2 separate regions of the Homo sapiens genome follow, and region 1 is linked to region 2. The links are chromatin loops, found by intact Hi-C in ENCODE. Cell type or tissue: ovary. All regions are shown on one strand. Each heading gives the region's core, and the rest is flanking DNA. Links, peaks and the distances in the headings are about the cores only. Region 1 holds the start of LOC107983958. Region 2 has its middle 29 kb from the start of LINC02337.

Region 1 (7,006 bases), core at 1,126-6,125, 54 kb after region 2:
ATTAATTGAGCATATACTATGGGCCAGGTACTGTGTCAGGCATTGTGTGACTGTCACGTTTTCCAGTCCTAGCTCAGGGAGAAAGGTTGTCCTGTTTCCATTTTATGGATAACAAAAGTGAGGTTCAGGGGGTGTAATTTGCTGGAGGGCACCTGCTGCTAAGCGGAGGAGTCTGGTTTCTAGGACTTAAACATCCTTCTTTCTTCCAGCTTCACAAGATTCTTCCACTTGGCGTTCCCGTGTTTACTCCCTAGAGTGATGTCTTTAATCTAACTGGTAGAGAAAGAAAGTGCCCTCCTAAGTTTATCTGAAAGCTGATCAAAGTCTAAGGATACATAAAAGTCATTTCTGTTTTTATCTGCAAGGCATATACAAAATGTGCATGTGGTCAGCACAGCATTACAAGCCAGTCAGCACTAGCCCTGCTCTCAGAGAATCTAGACAAGGGTCAAGGGACTGAAAAATCTTACACAGATAAAAAGAACAACCAAGGTTCATCTCATGCCATAGAAATGGAGAAAATCCAGCAGGAGTAGCAGTTGGAGAGAGAAGGTACAGCACAAAGAGTGAACCAGGAAAGTCTTCCTGGAAGAGGAAAATTTTGATTTGAGATTTGGCTTTTTTTCCTCTGGTGCTTCATGAATATATAGCATTAAAAAAACCATGAAATTGTGAGACCTCTGACTAGAGGGGTAACCAATGTTAATTGCTAATTTGTACGTGTAATTATTGGAAGGCCCTGATAGGCCGCATCATTCCTGAGGTAGAGAGACTGTTGTAGAGTGTGTACGTATGGATACGTGGGACCCTCACAATGTCTGTTTGCCATTCACTTCATTCCCACAGAACATAGCCCTTCACCATATGCACAGAAACATTGAGTGTTATCATTGAAAAATGTCTTACTGAACTTATGGGGAAAATAATGTATTTCATGGATTATTAGTGAGATTGGACAGACGTTCACATTGATGACATATTAATCTTCCTTTTCCTTTTAATTCTCTACTTACAAATTTTTCCCATTTTTCTACTGGATTATAGAGTGTATATAATAACATGATCTTTATGTCTCGAGAGTGAACCGTTCTCTGTTATTTTGAAGTTATTTCTGTTATGTTGAAGTTATTTTTTCCTAGTCTTCCATTTGTCTCTCATTTTGCCTTTGACATCATTACATAGACATTGATGAGAGTCGTAGGGGAGGAAAAATTTAATTTTCCTTACCCATTGCTAGGTTCATGGCTGAGGCCCCTGTAACAAAAGGCAGATTAACAGGAGAAGAGCAGACATATCTATTTAATGTCAGTTTAACATGCCACAGGAACCTTTAGAAATGGGGACGTATGATTGGACAATGAGGTGGATAGCCTAGCAGTAATAAACCAGGGAACAGGGAGGCTTAGCAGGGCCTGTGTGTTCTGAATCTTCTCTGTGTCCTTGTCTTTAGAGATAAAAATGTTCCTTTCCTCTGGGCATAGGGAGCACACCTCTCCCACGAGGGTCTCAGGACCAGCTTCAGCGGAGCAGGGTGGAGAGAGGTGAGAGGAGCTTTCCTGCTTCTGCTGTTTCCTCAAAGGCCAAGGGGCTGTGTCCTGGGCTGCTTGTCCTCAACCCGCTCTGCCTTTTTGTCTAGAGACACAGAAGGCCTTTTTTATCCCCATTTCATGATTACCCCTTTTCCGTTTGCTTGGAGAGGACGCAGCAGTGGCACTTGCGGCTGCAGTGTTTACCCCGAGATAACTTTGTCATGAAATACCTCGCTTTTGTTATTTTTGCATCACTGTAATATATCAACTTTGGAAACAAAAGACATTCTATTTATAGCATTCTGTTTTTAGTAACGATACTTTCCATTTACAAAATCGCTGAAAATGTCAAATCCTAGAAAACGTGGCATTCTCACATGTGATACGAACATCATTCTCAAACAGTTGTTGGCCGAAGATTCATTTGATGAGTCTGATTTTTCCGAAACTGACAATTCTGATGATTCAGACGATTCTGATGTTAGCTCTGTTTAGAAATAACTCCAAGAACAGTTTTTATATTTTACTTTTACCTTGAAAATCAGTCAGATTTGCTTCAGCCTCAAAGAGCGTGTTTATGTAAAAGTAAATGAGCGCCAGCAGTGAGCTGCACTTTATTTTTCTAAATGGGCAAAGGGTTAATTTTTTAAAAAGTGTTCTGTGATATCTTTTAGTACTTTTATAGTATTTTGTGTTTATCACATCTGAAATTTATTTTTGTGTAGAATATTTAATATTTTTGAAAGGAGTAGTTCAAAACCACTTGTTGAATTGACAAATTTTTCCTTGATATAAAAATGTCACCTCTACCGTATACACCAAGATGCATACATGCATTTCCTACTTCTAGGCTCTTCCTCTTGTTCCATTTATTGAATTTTTATGTTTCTGAGCCAACACCACAATGTTTTGAGCACTACAGTTATCAAATATTCTTTGATATTTTACACTGCTAATTATTGGTTTTTCCTGTAGATTTTCTTTCCTAGATGAATCTTGAAATTAGCTAGTCAAAGTCTGTAAAATTTCCTTTGGGATTTGGATGTGGATTGGATTGGATTAATTTGGAGAACTAACATTCTGATGATAATGTTTAGCGGTTTGATTTTCATTTTCCGTGTTATCATTTTCAACTGCACTTGCTTCGACCTTCCCTTGGCTCTCTGGGAGAAAGTCTTCTGTCTCTCCCCAGCAGCATTGATTCCATTTTCTACCCGGTCCACTCTGCTTTTTGCTGCCTTCAGTGCATATTTTAACCCTGCTCCTGTTGCTTTCCCTATGACGCTCTTTCCTGTTGAGAAGTGTCAAGTAAAACTCTCTAAAAGTGCTTTTCACCTCCTTTAGTAGATAATTTCCAAGGGTACAGTTTTCCACTGAATCTTAGATGATTATTCCCTTTCTCCTGTGTTGCAAGGTGTCCCTGCAGAGACATATTAAATGAGAGCCCTCTGGGAGCTGGTGGTGGGCTTAGCGTGGTGCACGTTGAACCAACTGCAGGATTCCAATCTGAAGGGAGGTTCTCCTGCAGGGGGATGCTGCTGATGGACTACTGATACTGATGGGTACTGACAAGCACCAGGCCTGGAGAAGCAATTCTTTACACCAGGATGAACAAACAGAAAGGACATCATGATGGAAGCCGTGGGTGTATTTTGAATGCAGCAGAAAGGAAATGTTAGCCCCACACTTAATGGGAGATATGGTGGTTTTTTCACTGGCTGTGGGATTTCACATAGAGGCAAGAATGTGCACACTCTCTGATCACAGAAAACTGACTTATCACGGGAGGAGGCAGACGGCTCAGAAAGGCGAGAGCTCTAACTTCCATGAAGTGGCAGAGTGATGTGGTGTGTGTCTGTGGAGGTGGCATATCACGTGTCATGGCGTCTAATAATGTGGTGGGTTAGAACATGGTGAGACCAACGTCTGGAATGGCCAGGCTGGCTTCTGCCTGCATCCCTGTCCTCCGTGGGGCTGTGAAGGGCCCCGGCGGCAGGGCCCTCTCCTGGGGGGCTGTGGGAATGCCTGGCTGCAGGTCAGCCCACGGAGGAGCTTTGACACTGGCCCAGTGTGAGCTCATGGGGACACCCATACCTGTGTGAATGTGTGAGAGGACATCTGTGCGTGCCAGTGGGGAACCAGGATGTGTGTGTGTGTCTGAGGTGTGTGTGTCTGTAGGTGTATGGTGAGTGTGTGTTTACGTGTTTGTGGGGCATATGTGTCTCTTGTGGGAGGTTGGAGGTGTGTCTAGGGGAGGCTGTGTGTGTGCATCTGTCTGTGATATGTGTATCTGATGTGTGTGTGATGTGTGTGGGCATGTGTCTGTGGTGTGTGTGGTGTGTGTCTGGTGTGTGGTGTGTGCGTGTGTCTGTGGTATGTGTATCTGTGGTGTGTTTTTGTGTCTGGTGTGTGTAGTGTGTGTTGTGTGTGTGTGGTGTGCGTGTGTGCATATGGTTTGTGATGTGTATGGTGTGTGTCTGTGGTTTGTGTGGTATGTCTGGTGTGTGTGGTGGGTGTCTGTAGTATGTGGGTGTCTGTGTGTGTGGTGTGTGTGTGGTATGCGTGTGGTGCGTGTGTCTGTGGTGTGGGGGTGTGTGTCTGTGGTGTGTGTGTGGTGTGTGTGGTGGGTGCCTGTAGTGTGTGTGTCTGTGTGGTGAGTGTCTGTGTGGTGTGTGTCTGTATGGTATATGTATGTGGGGTGTGGGGCGTGTGTGTGGGGCTTGTGTGTGTGGTAGGTGTCTGTGGTATGTGTGGTGTGTGTGTGTCTGTGTGGTGTGTGTCTCTGTGGTGTGTGTGTGTGGTATATGTACATGGGGTGTGGGCGGGCGTGTGTGTGTGGTGTGTGTCTGTGGTGTGTGTATTGGTGTGGTGTGTGTGTCTGTGTGTGTGTGGTGTGTCTGTTGTGTGTGTGGTGTGTGTGTGTCTGGTATGTGTGGTGTGTCTTTGGTGTCTGTGGTGTGTGTGTGTGGTGCGTGTATCTGTGTGGTGTGTGTGTGGTGTATGTATGGTGTGTGGTGTGTGTGTCCGTGGTGTGTGTGTGGTGTGTGTTTATTCGTGGTGTGTGTGTGTGTGGGGTGTGTGTCTGTGTGGTGTGTGTGTGGTGTGTGCGCGTCTATGTGGTGTGTGTGGTGTATGTCTGTGGTGTGTGTGTGTCCGTGGTGTGCGTGTGGTGTGTGTGCATCTCTCTGTGGTGTGTGGAGCACACAGTCCCAGCTCTCCCTCTGGTGCCCTCTGCCCATGTCTCCATCAGCCCCACGTGTCCCCCTCGTCCCTAGGCCGCATCCGACTGTCCACGTTGCCCTCTGAGGTCCGGCGCCTCATCCATCAGGAAACTGGGTCTTGGGGCCGCACAGGGGACAGCACCCAGCCCGCATATGCAGGCGGCTCTGGGGGCTCCCAAGGTGGCCTCCCTCCCGGCCAGGGCGCCTTCCATTCTTCCTCATTCGCGGCCATGGCCCTTGCTGGAAGCTCAGGCAGAAGCCCCTGGCATGTCTCATATGGCTCCTGAGGTGGTCCCAGCCCCTGGGACCTGCGGGGCGAATGCGGACTGGGAGCCTCTGCCCCAAGCCACATGGGCCTCGATCCCCACTCGGTAGCCCAGGCATCAGGTGCTGCTGCCCAGAAGGTCCCTGTCAATCAGACAGAAACGGTCCCTTGGGGCCCGGCCTCCTGGGTGCTGCCCGGGCGCTGCCATCCACCCCTCACCAGTGTGGGCCTCGCACCAGTTTGGCTCAGTGAGGAGCACCGGCGAGAGGAGGCCGCTGTGCCTCCCAGGTTCTCCCGGTTCTGCAGCCCAGCCTTCACCTGTTCTCAGGCCACAGCCAAGCTGCTGAATTCCTGGCATGTTTTGCTTGCTTCCACCTGGGACTGAAATTTTAAACACTTGACCTCCATCCTCCTTAAATTCACACATCATGCAACGTGTCTTACAAGAAACCAACACAGGCCGGGCGCGGTGGCTCAAGCCTGTAATCCCAGCACTTTGGGAGGCCGAGATGGGCGGATCACGAGGTCAGGAGATCGAGACCATCCTGGCTAACACGGTGAAACCCCGTCTCTACTAAAAATACAGAAAATTAGCCAGGCGCGGTGGCGGGCGCCTGTAGTCCCAGCTACTCGGGAGGCTGAGGCAGGAGAATGGCATGAACCCGGGAGGTGGAGCTTGCAGTGAACCGAGATTGCGCCACTGCACTCCAGCCTGGGCGACAGAGCGAGACACCGTCTCAAAAAAAAAAAAAAAAAAAAAAAAAAGGAAACCAACGCAGTTCCTGGCCCTGCACTACAGCTGAGCTCGCAGGGCCTCGGGAGCCACACAAGTTCCTTTTCTTCCCTGCGAAACATTTGTTGCTGTCTTGACTTTTTGGGCATCATTGAGAAAACATGTTGATGTGTATTAACGCCAAGGCCATTTCGATTCATGGAGAAGAAAACGCCACTGGGGTCTAATTAAGCCATTGATTTAAAACAATGCTCAGAAAACGGTTGCAGAGACTCCGTGTTCCCTAAGTTACGATGAGTTTGTTCCTGCCCGCAGAAGCCGCCTCGCCTCCGCAGTGCCACCTCTGCTGCCCCCAGCCACCGGCACAGCTGAGTCAAGGTACAACCGCCCAGCAACGCTTTCCAGCAGGGAACGTTGCCCTGAACAGCTCTGACTGTTGAGCGCACGTTAGAAGGCGCCACGCTAGCGCATTCCCCTGCGGTATTTGAAACGACTCCTGTTACATTTGTTGGAGGAATGAGTCAGCAACCCTGAGAGCCTGTGACTCTCGCACCCTATACTGGCTCTGCCCTGTGGCCAGCTCCAAGGGCAGCAGGGAGATATTTTATATCAGCACGACCCCAAGGCTTGCCTCTGAGCAGCAGCAGCAGGAGCACCGGCCCACCCTAGGCAGAGCCAGGGTCTGTTCTGGCTCTGACACTTTACAGCCATGTGGCCCGGGATCATCTTTCTCATTCCCAGTTTCCCTGTTTTTAGTAGAGGGGTGATAACGTCCACCCCCTTCACGAGCTTCTCCTAAGAAGCCCAGGAAATATGAATGGGAGCGAGGCTGTCACGGGTTGTGTAGTCCGATGGAGGCGGGGGTGATCCTTGACTTGACCCATAGCAGGTGTCCACTGAGTATGTCCTGATCCAATCCGTGCCCTGCACTGCTGCTTCTCCCTACCACCATTTCTCTCCGTGTGCAAGGACAGGAGGCCACTCCAGCTTTCCCCTGTGAGGAATTTTAGTAAACGTTCTCAGGGACACCAGTCCACGGGGTCCGGATCCAAGTGCACTGTTATCCTCAAATCCAGTCCACAGGGTCCAGATCCGAGTGCGCTGTTATCCTCAAATCCAGTCCACGGGGTCCGGATCCGAGTGCGCTGTTATCCCCAAACACTGTTGCAATCCCTTTCCTGGTTGAAGTCAGGTGGACTCTGTTATACTAAGAAGTCTCTGTGTTTGTGCTGCTTTGGAAACGCCTTAGTTCATCCTA
Region 2 (7,006 bases), core at 827-5,826:
CAAGAGAGATTTACAACTCCTGGAGACATTGTTGTCAGGTTGGAAGTGCTAGTGGCATCTGGTTGGTGGAGTCCAGGGATGTCACGAAGCACCCTGATGTGCACCCACAGCCCCCAACAATAAAGAACTATCTGGTTGTAAATGACAATAGTGCTGAGATTGAGAAACCCTGACTTCACCTGTGGTCAAGGTTACCAGGGTCAGGCTTCTGGAATTGGGGACCACAGCAAGAAAAGGACAGATACGTGAGCTGGGTAGGAGGTGGTGCTGGGGACATGATGGTGCCTGTCTGGGAGGTGTCCACAGTGGAGCTCAGGCTGGCACCCAGGACTGTGCCGGGGGATGCAGGTGAATTCCCACGTGTTCCCTCAACTTAAAGTTCCAGCCTCGCTTTGCAACGCATGAAAACACACAGGGATTCTCTTCTACAATTTCATCTTAAAGTTTTGTTACCTTTTGAGGTTTGAAATTTTCTCTTTCTTAACCTACGAGTTGGGGTGTCGAAAGAGATCCCTTGTCCTCCTGAGTCTTCTTAACGAGTTTTAGAAGTGGCATCTAACTTGCTTTGAAGACGTGCAACCTCCATAAATAGCAAATTTGGCAGAAAGCTGGGCGAGGTCCCATGATTATATAAAAACTAGTGTTCATTTTACATAAAATGTCAAGTTGGTCTTTAAATAGCAGTCTCAGAAGCACAAGCCATTTTATTATCCATTAAGTCATTTAGCATCCACTATACAATTTTTCAAAGTTACTTTCCCCAGAGGGTTGCTGATATACAGTATTCTTACAGAAAGGGTGGCAGGAAGAGAGGGGAAACATTGTTGAAAAGAGAGTATCCTGCAAGCAGTCTCTCATTGTATTTGCTTTATCATTTAGGGGCAATGCAGACATCAAATCTGAGACAAGAAGTCAAAAAGGAAGTCTTTAGAAGCCATTGTCAGCTCGGAGCTGTGTTTGGTGCCGCTCAGTGAGAATGCTTTGCTTTGCTGCCATAGTTGTTTCTATCTATGGCAAAAGCAGTCACAAATTACAACGATGTCCCACGCTGAACAGGGCAGAGTAACGCTGTATTAGGCACAAACGCAGGTCAGAAAGAAGAGACAGCCTCTTCCCTGGTGGGAGCCACTGTCTGGCCAAGGAGACAATGGGCACAGGGAAAGTGGCTCAGAGCCCCCAACGGCAGGCAGGCCCCTTGCCACTGGGGCCTGGAGACCTTGTCATCAGTCACGTCAAATGCTCCAATAGCAGAGGCTCTTGGGAAGCATCATTTCCAGAAATTCTCCAAACAGCCTAAAAGCTACATGCAAAATAGCCGTGTCCTTATAGACTTTTTATTTTGGTGAGGCAAGGATCTAACCTTTATCAGATTCTCAAAAAGGTTAACGGCCACCATAAATGGGGGCGGGATGGCCCCAGAGCATTCAAAGTCCCCAGCAGCGTCTGGTAAGGTTTACAGGAAAAGCTGTGAGTCACCCCAACAGATTTTTTTTTTTTTTGAGATGGAGTCTTACTCTGATGCCCAGTCTGGAGTGCAGTGGTGCGACCTCAGCTCACTGCAACCTCTGCCTCCTGGATTCAAGCGATTCTCATGCTTCAGCCTCCCAAGTCGCTGGGATTACAGGTGTGGACCACCACACCCAGCTAATTTTTGTAATTTTTTGTAGAGATGAGGTTTCACCATGTTGGCCAGAGTGGTCTCGAACTCCTGACCTCAAGTGATCCACCCACCTCGGCCTCCCACAGTGCTGGGATTACAGGTGTGAGCCACCGTGCCTGGCCCCAACAGACCTTTAATCAAGCGACTGGCCCGCCCGGCTGGGCAGAAAGGAAACGTGGCTGACAGGGGCAGATGCTGGGCAGCACTTGGTTCATTGCCAGCAGAGAAGCCCTCACCAGCAAACTCCCTCCCAGCCCAAGCTGGAAACTGAGTCTCAGCAGCATTCAGAATATTCACCTGTCGCCTGTCGTCAACATGTCTGTCAGTGGTCTTCCCTGGAAGGCCAAGGGTCCCGTGTGGAAGAGAAGAGGCCGGTGTGTCCTAGGATGCCCTGGTCAGGGTTGGATGGAGTCCTAGGACAGGGAAGGATCCTGTCACCTGCATGTGTGCCTCTGCGGTCCCCTTACTCTGCTGTGGATTGTAGTGGATGTATGTGGTTTGGAGGAGGCATTGCAACGAGGTAGAAAGAATACTTTGAATTCCTTTCAGTGAGATCAAACGTCAAAGTGGATTCTCAAAGTCAATTAGAATTGTTTGTCCTTTGCTTCTTCCTCCAGCCCCATGTCTGCCAATACACCCACCAGCAGGGTCCAGGTACCTCCTTACAGCCAGGCCGGGAAAATTCCCTGGATGCTGATCATCGCAGACCCTATGGTGGATCTCTAAAAGTTTAAGTGTTTTGTAGGCCGCTCCCTCGGACCCCTTGAACATAGGGCTGTTTTCAGGGGTGAGATTCAAAATATTTAACAGCTGGTACAACACAAACACCAACCAGGCCAAATAAATGGCAGCCATTACACAGGGCATGTCCACAAGGCCTCTTGCTGGCCTGTGCTCAACTTTCCTGCAGGGCTTGTTGGAATGGAGGGTGCCCAGGGATCAAGCTGTAGCTATTGACCAAAGCACAGGGGAGTATTTCAGTATTTCAGCGGCTGTACCCACAGCTTACTAACATCAGCTCACAATGCTGGTCGTTCATGGGCCCCCCACTCTGACATTGTAGAATTCCATGACCACCTCTTCTCTGATCCGGGCCTGGAGAGCAGAAAGGGCCTGGGACCCTCCTGCAACAGGTTCCAGGAAGATCATGGCTGAAAGGTCATCTGCCACTGTTCAACTTCCTTTTCTCCACACACTTCCCAGCTTCATATCACTTTCTGATAAATATCACTTATTACTCAAAATTCTGAATCTGACAACTCTCCCCATGGGTTCAAAGAGACAGAGCCACTGGGTCACCATGCAAGCCCCAGACACAGGGCCTCCAAAGTCCTGGGGCCCTGGGTCCTCCGGAGTGGGCATTCCCCCTGGGACCCCAAAGGCTGTCGTTGGAGGGGGGAGATGCCTCTGAGGACCGGGTGGCCGCTCAGCAGCTGCAGTCGCTTGTCCGTGTCCAGGGCGCACCGGCGTTCCCTCCACATAGAATGCTGCTCTACCATCTCCCCGTATTCTGGTGCTACTGCTGCTTTCAGGCCGGTTTAAATGTCCCCTTTCTCACCTCTGCCCGCTTCACCTCTTGTCCTCACTGACTTCTCTCCCATGGGCTGGCCAACTCCCCACGATGGGTGACGGCTACGTCTCTGCACAACCTATCCCCTACAACTGTACTGTGTGTTCTCTGAGCCAAACACCTTTGCACAGATCACAGTATTCCTGGGTGCCTCTGATAATGGAAAGATGTCTCATACCATCATCAACCAGGGGCGGGGCCAGCCGGCGATCACTCCTCTATTTGTAGGTGGTGGAGGATTTCCTCACATTTGGAAAATCATTCATGAGTTCACTTGACCCTTACGACCATCTTGGGAGCCAAGTACAGCAGCTGATTCCCAGGTTTATATATTGGGTAAATTGCATAAACTGTGTAGCCTGGAGGAAGACGTCACAGCCTTGGATGGAAGGAGTGGTTGTCGATGGCTCACTGGATCCCTGATGAGTCTGAAGACTCATGTCAGCTCTGGCCTTGGCTTTACTTAGATAAATTGTGAGATGAACTCATACTTCAGCATGGTCCTAGGTAAATAGCTCCACATGGGCTGAGCTCGGTTTGTGTCTGTGTCTCTCCACAAGGAGCTCTGGTGTCTCCACAGATGTGCCATAGAACCGTCATCTGCTTTTATCAAATTTGGGCTCAGTTCTATCCATATTCAACTTTTCTGGGCCCATTCCCTCAGCCTTGGTGAGAGAAAGGAACAAAATGGTGAAGAAAAGACTGAGAGAGGAAGGAGAGAGAGGAAGTTAGTGGAGGAAGAGGGCAGAAAGCGGACCCCACACACCACCTCCCCTCTCTGCCTCGCACAAGGCTCACCACGCCTCCTGGGTCCCCACTGGATGTATGAGTCGCACCTGCCCCTGCTCTTCCGTTCAGCAACTCCGGCTTGGGGCTTCCCTGGCTTCTGCTTGAATCATTGTCACAACCAAATGCGCTTCGGCATACCTCCAAGACGCTCTGTTGCCCCCCACGCTGCCCTCGGAGTGTCTTTCAACACACACTGGACCTTGTCGCCCCCACGCTGCCCTCGGAGTATCTTTCAATACACACTGGACCTTGTCACTGCCACGCTGCCCTCAGAGTATCTTTCAACACACACTGGACCTTGTCACCCCCACGCTGTCCTCAGAGTATCTTTCAATACACACTGGACCTTGTCACCCCCCATGCTGTCCTCAGAGTATCTTTCAACACACTGGACCTTGTCGCCCCCACACTGTCCTCGGAGTATCTTTCAACACACACTGTACCTTGTCACCCCCCACGCTGTCCTCGGAGTATCTTTCAACACATTGGACCTTGTCACCACCCATGCTGTCCTTGGAGTATCTTTCAATACACACTGGACCTTGTCACCCCCCACACTGTCCTTGGTGTATCTTTCAATACACACTGGACCTTGTCACCCCCCACGCTGCCCTCGGAGTATCTTTCAACACACTGGACCTTGTCACCCCCACGCTGTCCTTGGAGTATCTTTCAACACATTGGACCTTGTCACCCCCCATGCTGTCCTCAGAGTATCTTTCAACACACTGGACCTTGTCACCCGCATGCTGCCCTCAGTATCTTTCAACACACTGGACTTTGTCACCCCCACGCTGCCCTTGGAGTATCTTTTGATACATTGAACCCTGTTGCCAGCTTGTTTCAACTTTTCCCCTGGTTCCTGGAGGCCAGTGTGAAAAATAACACTCGCAGGTTGGCAAAAAGGCCCTTTAATATGTGACCACAGTCAACGTTTCTGGGCCCTTTCTCCACGGGGTGCTTTTCAACACTGTGGATAAATTAGAATCATCCAGGAGTCTTTTCAGCCACTGCAGCCCCGGCCCCAGCCCTACCCTGACCCAGAACCACACCCTTTCTGAGACAGAGCCTGCCTGTTCCTCCTGGTGCAGGCACAGGGACAGTCTCTGAGGCTGTCCTCTTCTGTCCACCTCGAAAGTTCCAGTCCTAATGTCAGCTCCTCCAGGATCCTCCCTGACTCGTAAAGGAGAGTTAACCCCCACCCATGTTTTCAGAGCCCCTTCTATTACATCTCCGTCTCAGCTGTGTCATCAGTTTCCCACAGGTGTGTTCGACATGCACCCATGAGATGCAGGTGGGCCCAGGTTCTGCCTTCTCTGTCACATGACAGGCAGATAGCACAGTGTCTGCTGTAGGGTTGGCACTCTCATGATTTCCTGCAAAACCTTGGTCAGCACATTGCCTGTGCTAGTCCCACACAAAATTGGCTCAGGTCCCCAAGGACTTTTCAGCTTACTTGAAGGGACAGAGGAATTAATCTACAAATTACAAAAGGTTTTGGTTATCTCTTGCTGTGCGGTGAACCTCTCAGGGTTCTGCAGGTTGACTGGGCTCAGTGGGCGGTTCTTCCGCAGGTCTTGCTCAGAGTATCTCATGTGGCTGCAATCATAAGGTGCCTAGTGCTGGATTTATCTGCAGGCTGGACTTGGATGCTGGCATGAGGGAGCCTCAGTGGTCACTCTTTGTGGTCCTTCCAGTAGAAGATCCGACTGTGTATGTGGTGGTTCAGAACTTCTGAAAGTAGCATCTTAAGAAGGTGGGAGAAGGCACAAGACCTCTCAGTGGTGAGGCCTGAACTTGGTCCCGTGTCATTCTGCCAGGTTCCTCTGGTTCCCAGGACTCACAGGTCCAGCCCAGATTCAATGTGGGAGGGGTCATAGCAGGAGGCATGTACCTTGGAGCCCTCTTTGGAAACAAGCTGCTGCCCAGTGTGATGAGCAGAATCTTTGGAGGGTGCATAGACTGTGCTGGGAAAAGAGAGGCTCAGGACTGGGACAGGGAACATTTCTGGAAGATCATGAAACTAGAGCAGATTTTTTAAAATAAATAAAATGTAGCCAAGTAAAGAAAATGGAATGTTTGACAAGGCAAGACAAACGCCTCCTAATACACTTGGAATAGAAGAATAATCCATCAACATGAAAAGTTATGTCATTTTAAAGCCCAGCCAGCAACATTTTATGGTTGAAATCCTAGAAATGCCCCCTTTCTGTGGGTAACTTGCCTGGGAGCCTGCTACACCACGATCCTGGGGGTTTTGTCCTGGAGGTTCCAGCTGAGGAAACAGGACAGAAAAAGGAAAGCAGCAAACATTTGAGAAGAGAGGAGGAAACATCGTTATTTTCAGATTGAGATTGCCTACCTAGAAAACCCAAGAGAGTCAACTGAAAAGCTGTTAGAATAATCACAGAGTAGAGGTGGCTAGTCACAAAATGAATGTTCAAAGATGGATCATGTTATTATACAGCAATGGTAGTTAGAAATCATAATCGGGAAAGTCTTCCTCTCAGAGCTACAGCTGCAAACGTTTACCTAAAAATTAATGTGACAAGAGCTGCATAGGATCCAACTAAAGAAAATAATGAAACTCTACTGTAAGGAGAAAGAAAAAAGATGTGAATGGTTGGAAGGACACGCCCTGCCTCTGTGGGGAAAGTTCAATACTGTAAAGATCCCACCTCTCTCAAGCAATTTATAGGAGGTGTAAGCCAATTCCTATCAAAATAGCAATGGGGCTTTTCTTGGAACATGATAAAATAATTCTAAATTTTATATGTAATACATTGATAATAAAAAAGAAACATATAAAAACCCATTAAATATTTACAACAGCAGATATGCAAACATACTATAAGCTATAATAACTAAGACAGCAGATGGACATAGCAAAAGGCCATAAAAGAAAATCCCCAAGTGGACCCAAATGTATAGTTACCATATGACAAATGCAATATTTCAATCATCGAGGAAGAGAATTATTCAATATA

Evidence for each region. A loop is a pair of places that touch in the nucleus more often than their neighbours do. Peaks named below come from ENCODE experiments on the same cell type or tissue, not always from the same donor. Only the 100,000 strongest peaks of a DNase experiment are listed, where the experiment ranks them.
Region 1: a loop joins it to region 2, with 7 times the contacts of the local background. A loop is called at or near these places in 1 of 110 quality-filtered maps.

The regions. Positions count from the first base shown.
Region 1 is chr13:111,617,208-111,624,213 of GRCh38, forward strand. It overlaps LOC107983958, which reads left to right and starts at 6,042. Exons shown (of 4, transcript XM_017020886.1): 1 at 6,042-6,126; 2 at 6,650-7,006. The coding sequence starts at 6,042. All of the region lies in intron 1 of LINC02337 (long intergenic non-protein coding RNA 2337), which reads left to right. RefSeq lists enhancers at 4,387-4,912, 4,913-5,437. In ovary, for the core only: no CTCF peak of the experiment used is centred there; no DNase peak of the experiment used is centred there.
Region 2 is chr13:111,563,696-111,570,701 of GRCh38, forward strand. No RefSeq gene overlaps it. Among named protein-coding and RNA genes, the nearest start is that of LINC02337, 29 kb to the right of the region's middle. In ovary, for the core only: no CTCF peak of the experiment used is centred there; a DNase peak (open chromatin) is centred at 3,086.